2 separate regions of the Homo sapiens genome follow, and region 1 is linked to region 2. The links are chromatin loops, found by intact Hi-C in ENCODE. Cell type or tissue: HCT116. All regions are shown on one strand. Each heading gives the region's core, and the rest is flanking DNA. Links, peaks and the distances in the headings are about the cores only.

Region 1 (9,567 bases), core at 2,724-7,723, 590 kb after region 2:
GAAACCCCTCACTATTTATTTATTTATTCATTCATTCATTTTTTAGAGATCTGAATCTCACTCTGTCACCCAGGCTGGAGTGCAGTAATTATAGCTTACTGCAACCTTGAACTCCTGGGCTCAACTGAGCCTCCCGCCTCAGCCTCCCAAATAGCTGAGATTACATGTGTAAGACACTGTGCCTGGCCCTCACTATATTTGTTGATGGTCAGCACCTGTTTTTTTTCTCCTTACCTATCCTGGAACCCAATCTGTCATTTTATAGAAACAGCCTCCAACACTCTGGATCCTCTACCACCATGACCTAAACATTGGTTGCTGACATGGAGTGGAGGCCATGAGAATTAAACTGCATTTCTATGTTGTCAAACAAGACATCAACATTTCTGCAATGATGCTGAAGCTAATATTGGTTGACAGTAACAGCTTTGGACTCAGATGGCCCTGGGTTCAAATCCTAACTCTGGTATTTGACAGTAACATAGCTTTAGACAACTTAGTATCTCTCGGCCTCAGTTTGCTCATTTATCAAATTGGGCTCTACTATCTACTGTGCAAAACATCTTGCATGCGCTCTTCCAGATATTGCTTTATACTTCACCCTGTTTGGTGCTCCTCAAGGCATCAAAAGGCTTCCTTGTCATCTGGCTTCCATATGGAGTTATACCTGGAGATCAGCTCACATACTGGTTCGGATTTTTTTTTTTTTTTTTTGAGGCAGGAACTCACTATGTTGCCCAGGCTGGCCTCAAACTCCTGGGCTGAAGCAATCCTCCCACCTCAATCTCCCAAGTAGCTGGGATTTGACGCATGCACAACCATGCCTGGCTTGCTTCAGACTTCTTCAAACAAAGCTCTAATGTTACTACTGTGCACAAAGATGCCCATGGAATAATGTCTAAATGTATAGCCTGTAATTGAACAGAATCTGACTCCTGATCTAACAGGAGTCTCACCTTTATCTCCTCTTGTTCCTCCTGATGTACCCTCATGCTGAGGAAACCAGATAACTCATTCACTATTTCCTGCCAATATTCATGCAATTTCTTACCTTCATGCTTCTGCTTCTGCTATTCCCTACCAGGACCTGACTGTACATAATGAAATTCTACCCATTGCTCAAGGCCTAGCTCCAATGCCTCGAAAATATCCTCCCTGGCTCCCAAACTTAGGAATTGGTCTCTTGCAAGAATTCCTATACCACTGCATGTGTATCTTTCTTTCTGCACTTTATCACTTCCTGCTTATATTGTAATTATATGTTTCATCTTCCATGCCTTTTGTAAGGTCTGTGGAGGATGTCAGTGTTTTACTCATCCTGTGGCTCCCCACCATACCTGCCCATAGAGGCTGCTCAGTAAACACTTCCTGCATGATGTATGTGGATTCTGTTGGTGGGTGAAGATCATCAGGTAGTTGAAAGAATGATGCAAGCTGGCATTATGAATTTACATACTGCACTTTTTCACAAGAACTTCTTTGCTGGGGGTGGTTCTTAGCTTTATGACTAAATGTTGCATTTCTGTACTGTACTGCTCAGGTGGGGTAGGGAGGAGAATCAGTAAATTCATCTTTAATCTCTCTTCTGGATCATTGCTACTTATAGTTCATGACAAAACATTGTCTAAAAAGACTCACTAGGGGTAACCCTGCATGAATGTTGATATTCCAGAACAGATGGCAGGCTCTGGGGGAGGGGAAAGTGTGAAGGGAAAGTGTAAAAGGAAATTTTCACTCTCTGCCTGCCAGGCAGAATAAATAGAACACATTCTCTACACGGATGTCTTCTAATTCTGTCTTAACATTAGAATGCACCACGATGAATTAACAATTAAGGTTGACTCAGCCAAGCTGTATTGAACTTGCACTGTGTCCCAGCACTGCCATGTGTTTGGGGAGGCACCAAGGACTTAAGGCAGGGTCTCTGGTCCTAATTTATTTCTCAAGTTTATGTAGGAGGCAAGATCTAAACACTACCATCAAAATGAGGAGACATATGGATGGCTGCATCACTGCTCCAAAGCCCTTCAAGAGTCTAATGTATTTTAATATAATTTGAGGTCACAATATTGTGAGCCAGATCCTCCATGCCTGAGTTACTCTCTGGGAAGAAGAAATATGGTTCATTTCATGGAGCTGGGGCTAAAAAATTGCTTACCATAGGCTTGTAAGTGGGGCCAAACGTTGGATCTCTTCTGAAGCAAGCTTTGGTGACTAGCTGCTTTCCTAACTCCAGATCGGCCTTTACCTCTGTCCTTCACCTTGTAAACTCAAACTGGCACTGCTGGTTGTGGCCATTTGGGGGAAGTGCCCAGAAGAGTCGTGGATCTTGTGGATAGACTTCAGAGGCACAGGCGGCCTGCTGTGGCTGCTGCTGGCAAGAGAGAAGTGCAGGTTGGGTTACCAAACACCCAGCAAGGGGAGTACACGTCCTCCTTTGCCCTGAGCTTCCTTTTAACTAGTGTTTAAAATTAGATCACATAGCCTAGGACTAGGAAATTATGAAATGACATTTCACATTTTTTAGTGTCACTTAATCTACTGGTAACCAATTCTTGCTGTCCTTGTTTGTTTTCCCAGCAACCTATGTCATTGGGTGGTTAAAAGGATGTGATAAAGTAGATGAATGTGCTTAGTAGAGTGAGAGTACATAGCATGCAAAAATATTAAGTATTACACATAACATGTATCACTTGCTCTGTGCCTCAGCCTATCAACTTCCTAAGAGTGGGATCCATATTTGAATCCCTTTTAATTAAAATCTAACACAAGCATAAACAAATTCTTCACTTCTATTAAGTCTTTAATATTCTCATATAATATGTCATTAAAAGGTAATTTTTAATATTAACTGCTGTAAATTATTCTTCTTCCTTTTTTATGCCCACAAATTTATTGTAAATATTTCTAAATCTGGCACCAGTTGGTGGAGAGGGGACCCTCCATCTCTCTACCAGCAGGGCTCACCAGCTTAGGGATGCATTCAGAGTGGCTCAGGGAGGGCCTTGGTGTCCCTCACATGTGAGGACTTTTTGTCATGCATGAACGAACATCAGCTCTTGCAGCTGCTCTAATGGCCCTGTCCAAAGGAAAGCCATTTTAAAAATAGAATTGAAGGGAACAAATGGTTTGCCTGATAGACTATTTTGAGGTGCAGGAGATTGGAGGATTCAAAAATGAAAGTATGTTATCAAGTGGGATAGAAACATAAAATTTGGAGAAGTTTTGGGGTGTGATGTTTACCAAAAGGCCATGACAATTGTATGCATTTAATTTAATCTCTAAAGGTGACACCCAGCCATGAATTGGGTAAATGTAAACCCGTCATAATAAGCCTTAGAAGCAAAGGTGAGAAATACCAATAGCGTGTTCTCAACACTAGATTACACATATAGCAAAGTCCTCGGTACCTTAGAGACACAATTTTAAGTTTTCAGAATAAACCACAGGCCTTTAAAATAGTGTCAGGAGTCTTCAATTTTTCCAACTCTTCTGGGGACATTTACCTCCCGGGGACTCTTGGTATTACCACGGTAAAAACTGAGCATTAGCCCAATGCATAATGCCAGCCTGGACTTGATCCATGAGCTCACAGCCTAAGGCCTTACTTAGGAGTTTCTATCTTTTCTGTGGGCTTTCAATCTTCCCTTCTCTCAGTAAATTGGAGATAACCTAAACGAGCAGTAAGTAAGTCAAACAGCAGAATCAAATACGTACCATTTGAGTGGACTGACATTATATGTGGAAGCCCCTAGCACCATGTCAAGAATCAGTTAATTTTTTTTAGTGTATATTCTTACATAGGATATTTAATAATTATGGATGTAATTATACTGTATATAGTTTTACCTTTTGCTTTTTCCTTATTTTACAAGTATATTCTCCCATATTACATCCATCACATCTTTTAAAATGCTTTGTCACAAAATCTGCTTAATTTTAAAATGTAAATAACATAGAAGTATGTAAACTAGCTGAGTAGTGTCTTGCCTATAATCCCAGCTACTCAAGAGGCTGAGGCAGGAGGATCCCTTAAGCCCAGGAGTTCAAGACCAGCCTGAAAAATATAGCGAGACCTTGGTATCTAATAAAATAGAAAAAAATTAGCGGGGTATGGTGATGCATGCCTGTAATCCCAGCTACTCCAGAAGCTAAGGCAGGAGCATCCCTTGAACCCAGGAGTTCAAGGCTGTAGCGAGCTATGATCATGCCACTGCACTTCAGCCTGGATGAAGAGTGAGACCCAGTATCTTAAAATTTAAAAAGTGTGTAAAGTGAAAAGTGAAAGCTTCTTTCCTTTCTATATTCAACACTTAAGAAGCATGACTTTTGTGTATATTCTTCCAGGGCTTTTTATCAATGGGAGTGTGCGTGCATGTGTGTAAGCATGTTTATGTATAGAATAGTTTTTTCTTTACATAAATAGAATCAATATAAGCATAAGATTTGGCAATTTGCTTTTTTTTTCGCGTAATAATGTGCGTTGTCATATTTAGAAAATAAAAATACAGGATACCTGGTTAAATCTGGATTTCAAGTAACTAATGTTTTTTAGTGTAAATATGTCCCAAATATTGCATGAGACATACTCATATAAAAAATGATTTGTTGTTTATCTGAAGTTCAAATATAACTGGGTGTCCTGTCTTACGTACTTCAAACAAGTTTTTATATCTGCACATCTTGACCTACCTGTTTGCTCAAGCCGCAGAACACTCCATGTGCCCGAATGTTGCCAGCTGATAGCTCTTGGTAGTAGAACTAAAGGCAACTTCATCTTCTTATTTTTTCTCACTTGACTCTGTCCAAAATTTATCATTGCAAGTGCCTCATAAAGAGATTAGATCCTTCTAAATGGCAGGCACCTTTGTCTGTGGAGTAACCTGATTTTCTCAGGAAGCCTGGGAGTGGGAACTAGAACATTAGCTTACTCTCCTTTCTAGAGGGAGAAGACTCCCTGGGGCAATCAAAAAGGAAGTGGGCAAGGAGACCAGCCCTGCACCTCATAGGAGCCCAAGCTTTGGTGATTTCCTCGAAAATCTTCCAAGTCATCCTTTGGTGTCTGATTGATGGGTTGGCAGAGACTTCTGGGTGGGCTGCACTGAGGCCAGACCAGGAGGTGCATGAGGCCCCAGGCTCTTTCCTCTGGGCCCTGGTCTCTGTTTCTCTTCTTTGGGGGCACTCTCTGACTGTCTCTCCCACACTCTACACCTGTGGGGTTGACTAGATGCTCTGAGGAGCTCAGAGGACTGTGCTTACAGAGTCTCCAGGGTCGCTGGGACCAGGCCCCAGTTCCAGGAGGGAGGCTTGGAAAGTGGATCATCCTTGCTGTCCAGCACAGTATTTCCTTTGTGGAATTGCATGAGATTGAGCAGCCAATATGAGGTTGACACACTGATTTTGATTGACTCAAATTGTTTACAGAGATAGGACCATGGCAAAAAACATTTGCTGCTCTTCCACCCATCCCAGGGGCAGCTCAAAAGAAAACAAGTGAGAGGAAGGAGACAGGAATGAGAAAGCTGGGAAACAAAAGTTGCAAGTTGATATAGGCCCTAAGGGAAACCAAGAAATCCAGCTGAGAAGGATTTTGGAGAATGTCTAATAATAATAATACAATAAATGATAGCTGATACTTTACACAGTGTCCTTAATATGGCCAGGCACCTAAGAACTGTACATCACTAACCTGTTTAATCCTCACAATCCTAGATAAGAGCTATGACCACCTCAGTTTACAAAAGAAAGAGAGAGAAATAGGGGAGTGAGGAAAGGTGGGAGAGAAGAAGGAAGAAAAAAATGAAGGAAGGAAGGAGGAAGGGAGGGAAGAAGGGAGAGGAGAACTGAGGCCCAAGGAAAATATATAATTTGACACAAGATCACATAGTGGCAAGGGAGTGGTAAAGCTTGGTCCATGGAGTTAACTCCAGAATCTATGGCCCATACACTAGGCTAGATGTATCTATGTGGATTTTTAAGTTGTTGACTGTGTGGTATGTAATGTGACCACTTCATATTGTCTCAGCTTTCCAGTGAATGCAAATGTAACTCATGAATGATTTCTTAAAATTTTGCTTCGCTTAGAAACTAGTAGAGAAGCTGCTTATTCTTTAGATCTATAAGTGAGGGAGCAGGAATGCCTGGGTAACAATGAATATATGACAATAAGACCTTTAGGAGTCCAAAGAAATCTATGGGAAGGTGTATATATTCATCAGGATACCAAGAGGAAAAGTTGACACCCTCAGAGGGTTTAACCAAGAAGTGTTTAATGAAGAAGATGGAGGTAGGGTGGGGCATTAAGGGAAACAGTGAGGGAAGGTGAAGCATCCAGCAAATAGCAATAGAGAGAAGCCTTTACAATCCTAGCCCTTGAGGGGTAAGGGGCAATAACTGTGTTACCTAAGTCCATAGAGAGCTTGGAATCTTGGAAGCGAGGCTGCCTTCCAAGAGCCATGACTGCAGAATGTGCTTCTGCTGGAGCCATGGCAAGGCAGTGAGGAAGTACAGGAAATAAATATCTCTTCCTGTTTCCCTGTCCAGCATCTGATACCCTGCAGGTGCTTCCATTAGCCAAACCCAACTCAGAAGCCAGAAGGCAAAGGAGCTCAACTGATGCAACCTGCAAAGTCATCCTCTGGGTGCAGAGCAAGGCAGGGAAGGATGGAGAATGAAAAGCAACCAGCACCAGAATTGGGACTTCCATAAGCTCTGAAAGTGGAGGTTCTAGGAAATTTCCCCATGTTTGCAAGTGGGGAGATCTCAGTTGATACCTGAGTTATATTTCCCTTGTGATATTTCTACAATAAAAAACTGTGTGTGTGTGTGTGTGTGTGTGTGTGTGTGTGTGTGTGTGTTTTATTTGTGCATTGGAAAGACAGTAGTTTGGGTTCCAGCTTAAGTGTTATTTAGGTTGGGCTTCAGATGTTCCTAGATTTCACCAAAAGTCCAGATGTATCCTAGAGAGACAGGCAGAACACTTGAAGGGATGTACATGGTCTCTCCAGAAGCCTGTGCCATCCTCAGGCCGCCCCACGACTGAGAACACCTCCTGTGGCTGCCCTAGTCAGCGTGCTGACCCCAGGGAGTGGCTAGGGCTATTCGGCTTCCCGAGGCCACGGCCAGGCACCGGTCGCCTCTCTGGTGTCTGTCTCACCGTCTCTTGACCAGGCCCACTGTCAAAGCAGCTCATCCCACCCTGATGCCAATGATACTGATGAGCGTGGGATCCACAGACTTTTTCTAAGTACAGCCAAAGTGTTCTCCAGAATGCTGTGCAGCTCTTATCAGGAAGACAACTTTATAATTCATTCTTTTTTTAAAGTTATATAATGTAGTTTATCATCTTGACATGCCATGTGAGTAACGCATGATTCTCATCTAACTGGTTGTTTTTGGTGAAATCTTCACTGGAAATAGTGTTGTTACATTTCACTAATCTTAACAAGAGAGAGAGAGATTTGGAGTTGCAGGGAATGTTTGTTTTCACAATAAATTCCTCCTACACAGGCTCTCATTTATGATCCAGAAAGTCCAACAAGATTTAATTGTTTGGACTTTAAGTAATATGATACAAAACCACAATTTCCACCTCTTGGAGTAGGGTCAATATTATATTGATCACAATAAATGTGAACTGCCATCTCGTGGTTTTCTATCTACTCTGTAAACCTGAAAACTGGAATCAGGGAAATAGTTAACCATTTTTAGGAAGCAAACTATCATTAAAGCCACAGCAAGTCACTGGCAAGAATTTACTTTACCAGAAAAGGTCAGGTGTGTGTTGACTGTCCTGTCACTGGAGGCAGAGATGATTATTTTTTCCTTGAGGACAGTAAAGTGAATGAGGGTGAAGTGCTGATGTGACCTGAGTTGGGCAGGCTCAATCCAGACTCCAGTGGCCGTCTTGGAGTCTCATGGCTTTGCTGAGGCCTCCTTGTACCTTCTGGTATTACTTTCATTAATTAATTAATGCAAGTGAGTGTTCCATGTGGTTCTGATCTTAGCTTCTGCTCAATATGGAGGCAATCCATAATGTAGCCAATACCATGTTCCATGACTTCCTGCTGCAATATGATGCTGTACTGCAATCTATGAAATTGTCTTTGAAACACGTGACATGTCATTTCAGTCTTACCTTTTCTCAGAGAAGGGATGTTGGCCCTTTATGCTGGGGAGTTCTTGCCTTCAAAACAAATTCCTTTGTTTCCCAGTGTTCCTTATCATCATTGCTTTGGTTCTGTGGTTATTTTAAGGCCACTGTTGTCTGAACGCTTTTCAGTGAACTAACCAAGCCTCACATCTCCCAGGCCCAGAGACCTCCCAGAAAACAGAGGGCTGAGTGTAGAACAGGCTGGAGAAACCAGAAAACAGGATGAAAGGACCAGATGTCCTGAAAATGCCATTCCGCTAAAAACAGCCACATGAAGGATAAATTCCAGCAAACATATATTTCAATGCATTGCTGAACTTCCAAGGTATTAAGGCAATCCCTAAGGACAACAAATTTCAGATAAAAAACAAATCAGAAGCTAGCATGGAAGCCAGGGCTGTCCTGAGAGCCGATGCAAGGCTGGCCTGTTGGGCTATAGTGCATGTTTCCTGCCTTTGAGTCATCTCAATGTCTATCAACAGAAAAGTGTCAGTAAAATATAGAAATCTCATTGGCTTATACACAGTTTCCCCTCCAGAAAGTGACTGCTTTGTGCTGCATGCATTAGCAATTTCCACTGGCACAGCTATGGAGGAACACCATAGTGTACATGAAATGCATTCAACCCCAAATTTACACTCTGAGCTCAGTCTGGTTGTTTGTTCTGTCTAAAAATCCTAACTGCATGAGTCTCCTTAATCTTTGTGCAAAATAAAACCAGAGCATCCACCTCTGGTACCAATGCATTTCACACAGAGCCTGCACCTGCTCTCCACTGGCAACCTCTGAGAATGTCCCTGTCCTCTCTCCTTGCACTGTAGACTCAGCCTTTCTTATCCACAAGTCCTTCTTATCTTCTTCCATCAAGCTACTTACACCTTTGCTTCAGTTAAAGCCCTGTATTTACTGTAGTATTTATTTGCTGGGCATATAATATGTGGTTCTAATTGCTAATATTTTTGTAAGACTTAGAATTTTACTAATTCCCAGCGTATGGAGTTGTGTTGATTGAATTGCCTGTCTCTTCCCCCAACTCCCCTCCCCCCGCCCCCATAAGCCATTTTTTTTCATGTATGAGTAAAACAACAGAATATAAGGTGTTTATTTTTGGGAATATACGTGTATTTCAAGTTTGGGTGAAAACACTGGCCCAGAATTAGAACAATGGGGATTAAGGACCATGGGGAGGGGAACGGGAAGGGTAAGCCTTGGGTCTACACAAAATGGAGGAGGAGCTAAACCTGAAACCCCCTCCACCCCCTACCCCACAAACAGGTTATTTGCAGAGGTCACAGTCTCAGTAAAAAGGCTGGGGAAAATCTGCCTTCAGCTAAAGCCACCAAAAGAGAAAACTATTCATAGAAAAAAATGATGTTAACAATAATAATAATTTCCTCCCTAAGAATCTATAATTG
Region 2 (9,567 bases), core at 1,883-6,882:
AAGGGAAACCAGAAGCCAGAGAGAGAGAGACAGGTTCAAATTGTGTTTTGTTTACAATTTCTTAGTGACACAAACAATGCCAAGCTTTGATGGTTTCTAAGAAATGGCAAGCATTTCTATGAAAGCTATCATTTAAAGTCAGCCGTTGACCTCTGCTCATGCAAAGCATGTTTCCACATCTAGGCCCAGATTTCTTTACCTCAGCCCAGAGTGCCATGTCTCTATCCTAAGCCCTGGCGCCTTCTGCTACTACAGAAGCAATAAAATCCAGCCAGAGATACCACAACTCTAGTAGATTAAACAGGCAGAGGGAGACAGAGTGACAACTGATATGCAAATGTATGTGTTTATTGGAACCTTGGGGATACCACGGAATGTAAAGAATTCTTATTTCCAAGTATTACAGAGGGGGCTTTGCTGGGCCCTAATGGTGGGACCTAGGTAAGTGTCACTGGATGTTGTGAGCACATACCTGGCCACAGTGTCTGAGTCCCTAAGCACTGTGTGACAGGTGTAACCCAGGTGTGCCTCAGGCTTACCTGCTTGAATGTCAGTTACAGTTAGTCACTTGGTAGTTACCCTGAAGTCTACTCCACCTGCTATGTAGCAGTCCATCTTTTTTCGGCTTCTTGAGCCAGGGAGCCCTGCAGTTGGTCAGGAGCTCTACAAGAGTGAAATCAAATCCTTCCATGGCTAGGATAAAGGTGTGTACAAATATGAATGAGGGACTTGAGAAGGGTGGGGGAGGATTGCAGGAAGTGAGGCTATAAGGAGGAAGAGTGGGGATCCTAGGGGGAAAACTCCATGACTGCTAAGGAGTATGGTGGAAAGGCCAGACTCAGCACCGAGACCCAGATCCTCAAAGAAACTCTGAGGGCAGCACACCCCAGACACCACTCTTGCCACAGACTTGGGTCTTCCGGCCCAAGCATCTCTGCAGTGGGACTCCCCTGGGAACAGTTGTGTGTGAAAAGGAGAGGGTCTGCCCCTATTCTAGGAGAGATTGCTGAGTACTGGTGACTAGGAGCAGGTGGTGAGGTAGCCAAGTGCTGATGCTTTACACCCTAATGGTGTCAGAGCAATTGTTGGAGGTATGCACTTCTCCTTTACGCATGAGCAATTCCTCCCCCTTCCAAAGGTTTTGGACATCATTGAGCTTTGAGGGAACGTCAGCTTTGAACACAACTACCTGGGTCCAAATCCTGGCTTTGTCAAACTGTGAACTAAATGCTCCTGGGAATATTAGTTCTTTCTGAGCCACAGTTTATCACTTGTACAATGGGAGTGATGATACTAGCACTAGCCTCATAGTGTTACTGTAAATCTTAACTGGGTTAATGAATATACAGTCCTTAAAACAGAACCTGGCATGTAGTAGATGCTTAGTAAATGTGAACCACTAGCTAGAAAATAAGCAGGGCCAGTGTGATGGAGTGCCCATAAAGCACCCCCCGGTCCTAGCATATCTCAGCATCCTGCTAAGGTAGACTTTCCATCCAAGTCCCTCCAGGCCCAAATTGTTGTCCCACAAGGGCCCCTACTAGGATACAGTCATTAAATCTTTCAAGGGTAACTCGTTCTGACCTTTAGCAGAAAACTGAACAGAGAGGATAGTTTTCACAGAAGTGGAGGGTAGTTCTCACACAACCCTGTGGGGAAGGTTCCGGGGTCCTAAGGAAAGGACACACCTAGATTGGCTCCAAGAGAACACAGATGGGGACTGTGCTTGTGAAAAGAATTTTTTTATTTTTTATTTTTTGAGACGGAGTCTTGCTCTGTCACTCAGGGTGGAGTGCAGTGGCGTGATCTTGGCTCACTGAAACCTCTGCCTCCTGGGCTCAAGAGATTCTACTACCTCAGCCTCCCCAGTAGCTGGGATTGCAGCCGCATGCCACCATGCCTGGCTATTTTTTTTTTTTTATTTTAGTAGAGATGGGGTTTCGCCATGCTGGCCAGGCTGGTCTCGAGCTCCTGGCCTCAAGCGATCTTCCTTCCTCAGCCTCCCAAAGTTGTGGGGTTACAGGTGTGAGCCACTGTGACCAGCCATGAAAAGAATTTTGAAAGAAGATAGGAGGCCAGTGGTTGTACCAGTGAATACCCTCACCATCAATGTATATTAGAGTACCTGGCCACCAGGCTGTATGGTCAAAATCTTGGATTGTTGCTAATCTGGGAGGTGAAAAAAGAATCTTAATGTAGTTTTCCCTTGCATTTCTGTGATTATAAGGTTGAATATCCTGAAAAGAGTTCAAAAGGGATACTGAAGTAGGATATCAAAAATAAACTTACGTGATTCACACGAATGTATTCCAGGCTAGCCCTTTATATATATATATATATATGTTTTATATGCTCTCATGTATATATATATATATATATATATATATATATATATATATATATATGCTCTATTGTGTATATATATATGTATATGCTCTTATGTGTGTGTATATATATATATATATATATATATGTATGCTCTATTGCCCAGATACTGGTCTATTGCCCAGGCTAAAGTGCAGTCACACAATCATAGCTCGCTGCAGCCTCAGACTGTTGAACTCAAGCCATTCTTCACCTAGTGTGCCACCACACCAGGCTACTTTTTGATTTTTTGTAGAGAAAGTGTCCTCCTATGTTGCCTGGGCTGGTCTCTAACTGCTGTCCTCAGGCAATTCTCCTGCCTGACCTCCCAAAGTGCTGAAATTACAGGTGTGAGCCACTGTGCCTGGCCTCTAGGCTAGCCTTGAGCACAATTACTTGCAGCAGCAAATACCCCTGCCATTTCCTCTTCAAGCAAAGACTGCCTTGAAAAATTTTCCCAAAATTGAAAAGAAAGGTGTCTGGGTACCCCATCCGCCCACTCAAACACACATACACGAGGCAGTATTGCCTGGTTTGAAGGCTCGTACTCTTCACTAACCATTACTCATACTATCTCTTAGGCATCCTTGTAAGTTACCTCCTTGTATCTCACAGCTCAGTTTCCTTGTTTGTTAAGTGAGGAAAACAACATGTTCTTCGTCATCATTGTAAGGATTAAATAACTATATAAAGCATTTGGCACAATGTCTGCCACACTCCACACTCTCAATAAAAAAGTATTAGAATATTTAACCTCCTGTCCCAACTGCCATAAAAAACGTTCAGCATCTCAAAACGGAGTTTCAAAAGCTCGGGGACTTGAGTTCCCCAAATGAATGTTCTCCATCTCTCTTATGTTCAGAGCGAATACCAATGGGTCCAAACAGCCTGGAAAAAAACAATCCTGGTCTATCGAGGGCATGTGAAGATTCTGGACTGACAGGGAACTAGATACAAGTGATTTACTATCCTCAGAGAAGAGGATAGCAATTCTGTTTTTGTAGTACTCACAAAGAGAAAAATGCTGGCATGAAGTCCCACAAAGGGAAGGTGAAGAAACAAGAACACTCAGGCTTTTAAATCTTACCCTCCATCAGCTCCCAAAATCTTATGTCTTTAGATTACAATCCAAATATCATTTTATTTTAAACCAAAAGGAACACAGGTGCTCTGTGACAAATCAAAAATCCCAAGGCTTAGCAGGAAATGTTTAGATTCCAAAATCACTTTTTCCTGGCAAGGCAAAAAATAGCTAGGAAAAGAACTCTATGGGGATGTGTCTTCTCTCCTGGTCAGAAAAAACTGTTGTGGAAGTGGCTTCTATGTAAATATTTGCAGAATGAGCAAATAAACCACTAAAATCACCCAGGGCCTGCCACATTCTGTCTTCCCAGGACAATGCTCTAAATTTAAGGGTGGGACTCTAGTCAGAATCTGAACTTTATTCTTTCTGTTTTGAACATCAGAATTAAAGTTTAGAAGTTGGTTCTGCTTTTAAAATTTGTCCCATTTTTTTTCCCCTTCATCGTGACATTAAATTGTTTAGTTTCCACTGTTTCTCCCCCAGTCCTCCCCTCTCCCTACTTTTGAAGGTCTCTCTCTCTCTCTCACTCATCCCAGGAGGTTGGAAGGACCCATTTGGCCACAAAGACAGCATTTCCACCTACCAACCCAGCCCAGATGTCTAAGTCCAGCTTAGCTGTGACCCCTCCTTGTGGACTCCATGGCAGAGACAGGTGGACAAAAGCAATGACTGTTAAGGTGCCATCTGGGGTCAAGGCCACATACAGTCTGGCAGCACCTCAGCCAATTGCCTTCACCCCTATCCTACTCCATTGACAAGGCCAGGAATATCTTCTCCCTTGCCTGTCTGAGCTTAGTCCTCTTCATTTACACATTTCCTAATTAAATAGTACCCACAAGTGAACAGGAAAGCACTCCCCTAAATGGAGGGCCATTAGTGTCCTTGGGATCAGCTAATATGTCAGTAGTTGTTTGTAGAAAAATACTGAATAGTAGCACAGCTGTTACTATTTATATGTAAACACAAACGGTGGCTGGCCGTGGTGACTCATGCCTGTAATCCCAGTGCTTTGGGAGGCTGAGGCGGGAGCCTCCCTTGAGCCCAGGAGTTTGAGACCAGCATGAGCAACACGGGAGACCCCTGTTTCTACCAAAACAAAACAAAACAACCTCCACAAATATTACTAATCATATGCAACTAACAACATAAGCTATTAAAAATATGTGTGACCAGTTTACATTAAGATAAGTCCATCTAGTGATTTTTATTTCATTTTTGGATCAAAATCATTTGTACGTGGTAAAAAAATACGATAGTACACACAGAGTTTATGCTAAAAATTATTGCCCCTCCCCCAATGCTCCCCAAGACATGGCAAATTTAAACCTTTTCTGACTTTGGTTTTTCTGAGGTAACCCTGATCATTCTAAATCACATGCTTATTCCTCAGTTTCTTAATGTATCAAATCTGGATCTCTATTGATTGCCCAGGATGAAAAATGGGGTTTACCTCACTTGTGTTTTTGCTCCTTTCCCTGTCTCTACCTTCTTCTTCTTGACGTTTTGCAGTCATATGCTGTTGTATGATTATTCTCCATGCCTCTACTAGACATCTTTGCAACTTAAAGAAACATTAAATCACTGTTTATTATTCCATCCTTAGCCAGTGTCTCTGGATACCCTCCCACACAAAAATGTGTTGACCCTACCCAAATCTTCTTCCACTTTTTTTCTCTTTTGCCTCTGTCAACTACATCTTTACCACAGTGACATTCTGTGCTGGAACTATTATGGGGTCTTTTGTATTTTATCTGCAGTTAATTAAAAAGTTGGAACCCAATAATTATGTCTACACAAGTGGCTTAGGACACAGCTACATAGCAGCAAGGGCCATCTTTTCTTATCTGTGGCTTTAAAGTTTCCAGCATCAAGATCAAATGTCAGACAGCCTTCACTTCAGAGTGCCTTTAGACCTTCACCTCCAAAATGCAACAATACAAAATACTTTATTCTCGGGAACAAGTACCCAAGTTGAAGCCTCAGTTCCCCTAGAATAGTTAATTCAATTTCTCTTGAGGCAAGTCTTACTTTTAGTATTTTTATTATTTTTTAACTGTTTGTATTCCCTGGGATGCATGTTTGGGTGAAGTCCTAACTGGTAGCAGTTGATCTGCAGAAAGACTTTCAAGTATTGGTCCTGTTTCCGGTGCCCATCTCTCCTCATTCCTACCCTTCAGCTCAGTGACATCAGCCCGCAGCCTTTCCAGGGTCCTGCCTTTCCATTTCACTTCTCTGGGGCTCCTCATTGTACATCAATATACACTTCATCCACTTCCCATCTCCCAGAAATTTGTCGACGTTTCTGATGCACTCATTATCCCCCTTATGTTCTCTTGGCTCATTTTTTTATACTTCATTACTGACATTTAAGATCTCCAGCAAAGGCATACATTTGGTCTGCCACCTTAAGCTAAATAATAAATGACTTTTTATACTAAATAGGCAGTGAAACAAGTCCCTACTTTGGATATTTTATTCATACTACGTTTTTATTAAGATCAGAATAATAGTCCCAACAGTGGTTTGTTGTTGTTGTTGTTGTTTGAGATGGAGTCTCGCTCTGTCACCCAGGCTTGCTGGAGTGCAGTGGCACAATCTCACCTCACTGCAACCTCCACCTCCTGGGTTCAAGTGATTCTCCTTCCCAGCCTCCCAAGTAGCTGAGACTACAGGTGCACACCACTACTCCCAGCTAATTTTTGTATTTTTAGTAGAGACGGGGTTTCTCCATGTTGGCCAGGTTGGTCTCGAACTCCTGACCTCAAGTGATCCACCCGCCTTGGCCTCCCAAAGTGCTGGGATCACAGGTGTGAGCCACTGTGCCCAGCCCAACTTTTGATTGGCCTTTGATACTTCTTTACATTTGGGCCATTCTGAGGCAGTTATGCACACTGAGCATCTCTAGGAGCCTGGCATTGAGCCAGGTGCTAAACAGGAAATGATTTACACATACAAATCAAGACAGTATCAAATATAATACATTTTAGTGCTGTAGTAATATCCATGTTCCCATTTTGTTTGCCTTTCATATTTTTTATTTCCTTTTCTCTTTTCTTTTTTTGAGACAGAGTCTCGCTCTATTGCCCAGGATGGAGTGCAGTGGCACGATCTCAACTCTCTACAATCTCCACCTCTCGGGTTCAATCAATTCTCCTGCTTCAGCCTCCCAAGTAGCTGGGATTACAAGCATGAGCCACCATGCCTGGCTAATTTTTGTCTTTTTAGTAGAGATGGGGTTTCACTATGTTGGCCAGGCTGGTCTCAAAGCCCTGACCTCAAGTAAGCCACCCACCTTGGCCTCCCAAAGTGCTGGGATTACAGGAGTGAGCCACCATGCCCAACCCCTTTCACATTTTTCTATTTGTATTTTATCTTAACCTTAACAGGTTTGAATCCTTACACTCAGGATTCAATGTAATATCCTGTAACATTTTCTAGGCCCAAGTGTCTTTCTTGCCCTCAGTCAATGCTCACTAAACAGAGCAGATGCCGTTTTGCCTGGCAGAGCAGCCCACATAAGCACAGCACCCAGGATGAGAGCATTCTTAGGTGCTCCGTGAAAATTTGTTGAATGCAATACTCATCTGAAAAAAGTTCCAAAAAGACAACCGGAAAAAAGAAAGAAAAAAATTTTTGAAAAATATAAGAACATATCCAAGAAATAAAAAATATGAATGATTATATTAAAAGCCACTGGCCGGGCGCGGTGGCTCATGCCAGTAATCCCAGCACCTTGGGAGGCTGAGGCAGGTGGATCACAAGGTCAGGAGATGGAGACCATCCTGGCTAAGACAGTGAAACCCCGTCTCTACTAAAAATACAAAAAATTAGCCAGACGTGGTGGCGGGCGCCTGTGGTCCCATCTGCTCAGGATGCTGAAGCAGAAGAATTGCTTGAACCTGGGAGGCAGAGGTTGCAGTGAGCCGAGATCATGCCACTGCCCTCCAGCCTGGGCGACAGAGCGAGACTGTCTCAAAAAAAAAAAAAAAAAGCCTCAGGGCCTTATACAATGAATAAAAAATGAAAAGGCCCATTCAAGCCTTATTGTCATGAAATTTCAAGTAACGAGAAATAATTAAACTATCTGAAAGCTCCTAGAGAGAAAAAGCAGGCCATGTTCAAAGGACCAGAAATCTAAATGATATCCAGACTTCTCAACAGCAGCTCTGAATACTAGAGGACAGTGGACCAGTAACTTCAGATTTTTGAACTTTTTTGAGACAGTCTCACTCTGTTGCCCGGGCTGGAGTGCAGTGGCACGATCTTGGCTCACTGCAACCTCTGCCTCCCAGGTTCAAGCGATTCTTCTGCCTCAGCCTCCCGAGCAGCTGGGACCACAGGCATGGGCCACCACACCTAGCTAATTTCTTTTTTTGTATTTTTAGTAGAGATGGCGTTTGACCACATTGGCCAGGCTGGTCTCAAACTCCTGACCTTGTGATTCACCTGCCTCGGCCTCCCAAATTGCTGGGATTACAGGCAGGCATGAGCCACTGCGCCCAGCCTTTTTTCTTTTTTTTGGACAGAGTTTTGCCCTTGTACCCCAGGCTTGAGTGCAACGGAGCGATCTCGGCTCACTGCAACCTCTACCTCCCAGGTTCAAGTGATTCTCCTGCCTCAGCCTCCCCAGTAGCTGGGCCTACAGGCATGCGCCACTACACCTGGCTAATTTTGTTTTTGTATTTTTAGTAGAGACGGGGTTTCACCATGTTGGCCAGGCTGGTCTCGAACTCCTGACCTCAGGTGATCCACCCACCTTGCCCTCCCAAAGTGCTGGGATTACAGGCGTGAGCCGCTGCACCTGGCCATTTTGTATGAAAATTACTTTCAACCTGCATTTCTAATCTCAGGTAAACTCTGTGCCAAGTCAAAGAACAAAAACAAAAACCAAGTATGTGATTAAGACATTTCCAGGCATTCAAGTGCTCCAAAAATGTATCTCCCATGGATCTTTTCTTAGAGAACTAGTAGGGTGTGTGCTCTACCAAAATGATGAAATACACCCAGAATAAGAAAGACATGAACCCAATCAAGAGGGGAGGAAAGTAAGCCCAAAGATGAAGGAGCAACAGGATCAGACAGCAGCCTGCCCACACTTGTTCAGAGATAAAAGGCTCCAGGAGTTGCTGGGGGCTGGGGATCCCAGAGGGAATTGACTGCAAAAGGCACAGCAGGACTTTTCAGGGGAACTGCCATGTTCTATATCTTGATTTTGGTGAGGTTTCATTGTATACAATGACCACATGTACAGTGTTCAAAACTCTGTAAAATGAGTGGAGTTTTTTGTTTGTTTGTTTTTCGTTTTGAGACGGAGTTTCGCTCTTGTTGCCCAGCCTGAAGCGCAATGGCGCAATCTCGGCTCACCGCAACCTCCACCTCCCCTGTTCAAGTGATTCTCCTGCCTCAGCCTCCTGAGTAGCTGGGATTACAGGCATGTGCCAGCACGTCCGGCTAATTTTGTATTTTTAGTAGAGACGGGGTTTCTCCATGTTGGTCAGGCTGGTCTCAAACTGCCAACCTCAGGTGATCCGCCCATCTCAGCCTCCCAAAGTGCTGGGATTACAGGCATAAGCCACTGTGCCTGGCTGAGTTGTGTTTTATTGTATGTAAACTGTACTTCAATACAACTGATCTTTGTAATTTGCTGGAAGAATGCATGATCTAGGCGGAGAGTGGTGCATATGTCCTAAATCCTAATCTATAGTCAGAAAACAATAGACATATAAAACTAAAAGATGTGTAAGCACATTCTCTAGTAATACAGAGGTAACTACTAGAAATAACTCAAGGAGTTAAAAAGCGGAAACCTCTTGGAGGGGTGGGAATAGGACTTGGGAGTAGAGACAGCTGTTGTTCATAGTAAGCTTTGTGATGCCAGCTGACCTTTAAGCTACGTACATGTTCTTACTTTGATAAATATCAATATAATAGTTTTTTGGATTTTATTTATTTATTTTTATTTTTTTGAGACAGGATCTGGCTCTGTCACGCAGACTGGAGTGCAGTGGCACAATCATGGCTCACTGCAGCCTCAACCTCTTGGGCTATAGCAATCCTCTTGCTTCAGCCTCCCGAGTAGCTGGGACTACAGGTGCACACCACCACACCCAGCTAATTTT

Evidence for each region. Hi-C counts contacts between places; a loop is a spot of excess contacts. Peaks named below come from ENCODE experiments on the same cell type or tissue, not always from the same donor. Only the 100,000 strongest peaks of a DNase experiment are listed, where the experiment ranks them.
Region 1: a loop joins it to region 2, with 2.3 times the contacts of the local background. A loop is called at or near these places in 1 of 110 quality-filtered maps.

Annotation. Positions count from the first base shown.
Region 1 is chr6:53,700,193-53,709,759 of GRCh38, forward strand. No RefSeq gene overlaps it. Among named protein-coding and RNA genes, the nearest start is that of KLHL31, 39 kb to the left of the region's middle. In HCT116, for the core only: no CTCF peak of the experiment used is centred there; no DNase peak of the experiment used is centred there.
Region 2 is chr6:53,115,842-53,125,408 of GRCh38, forward strand. No RefSeq gene overlaps it. Among named protein-coding and RNA genes, the nearest start is that of GCM1, 28 kb to the right of the region's middle. RefSeq lists a silencer at 3,950-4,244 and an enhancer at 4,116-4,615. In HCT116, for the core only: no CTCF peak of the experiment used is centred there; a DNase peak (open chromatin) is centred at 4,480.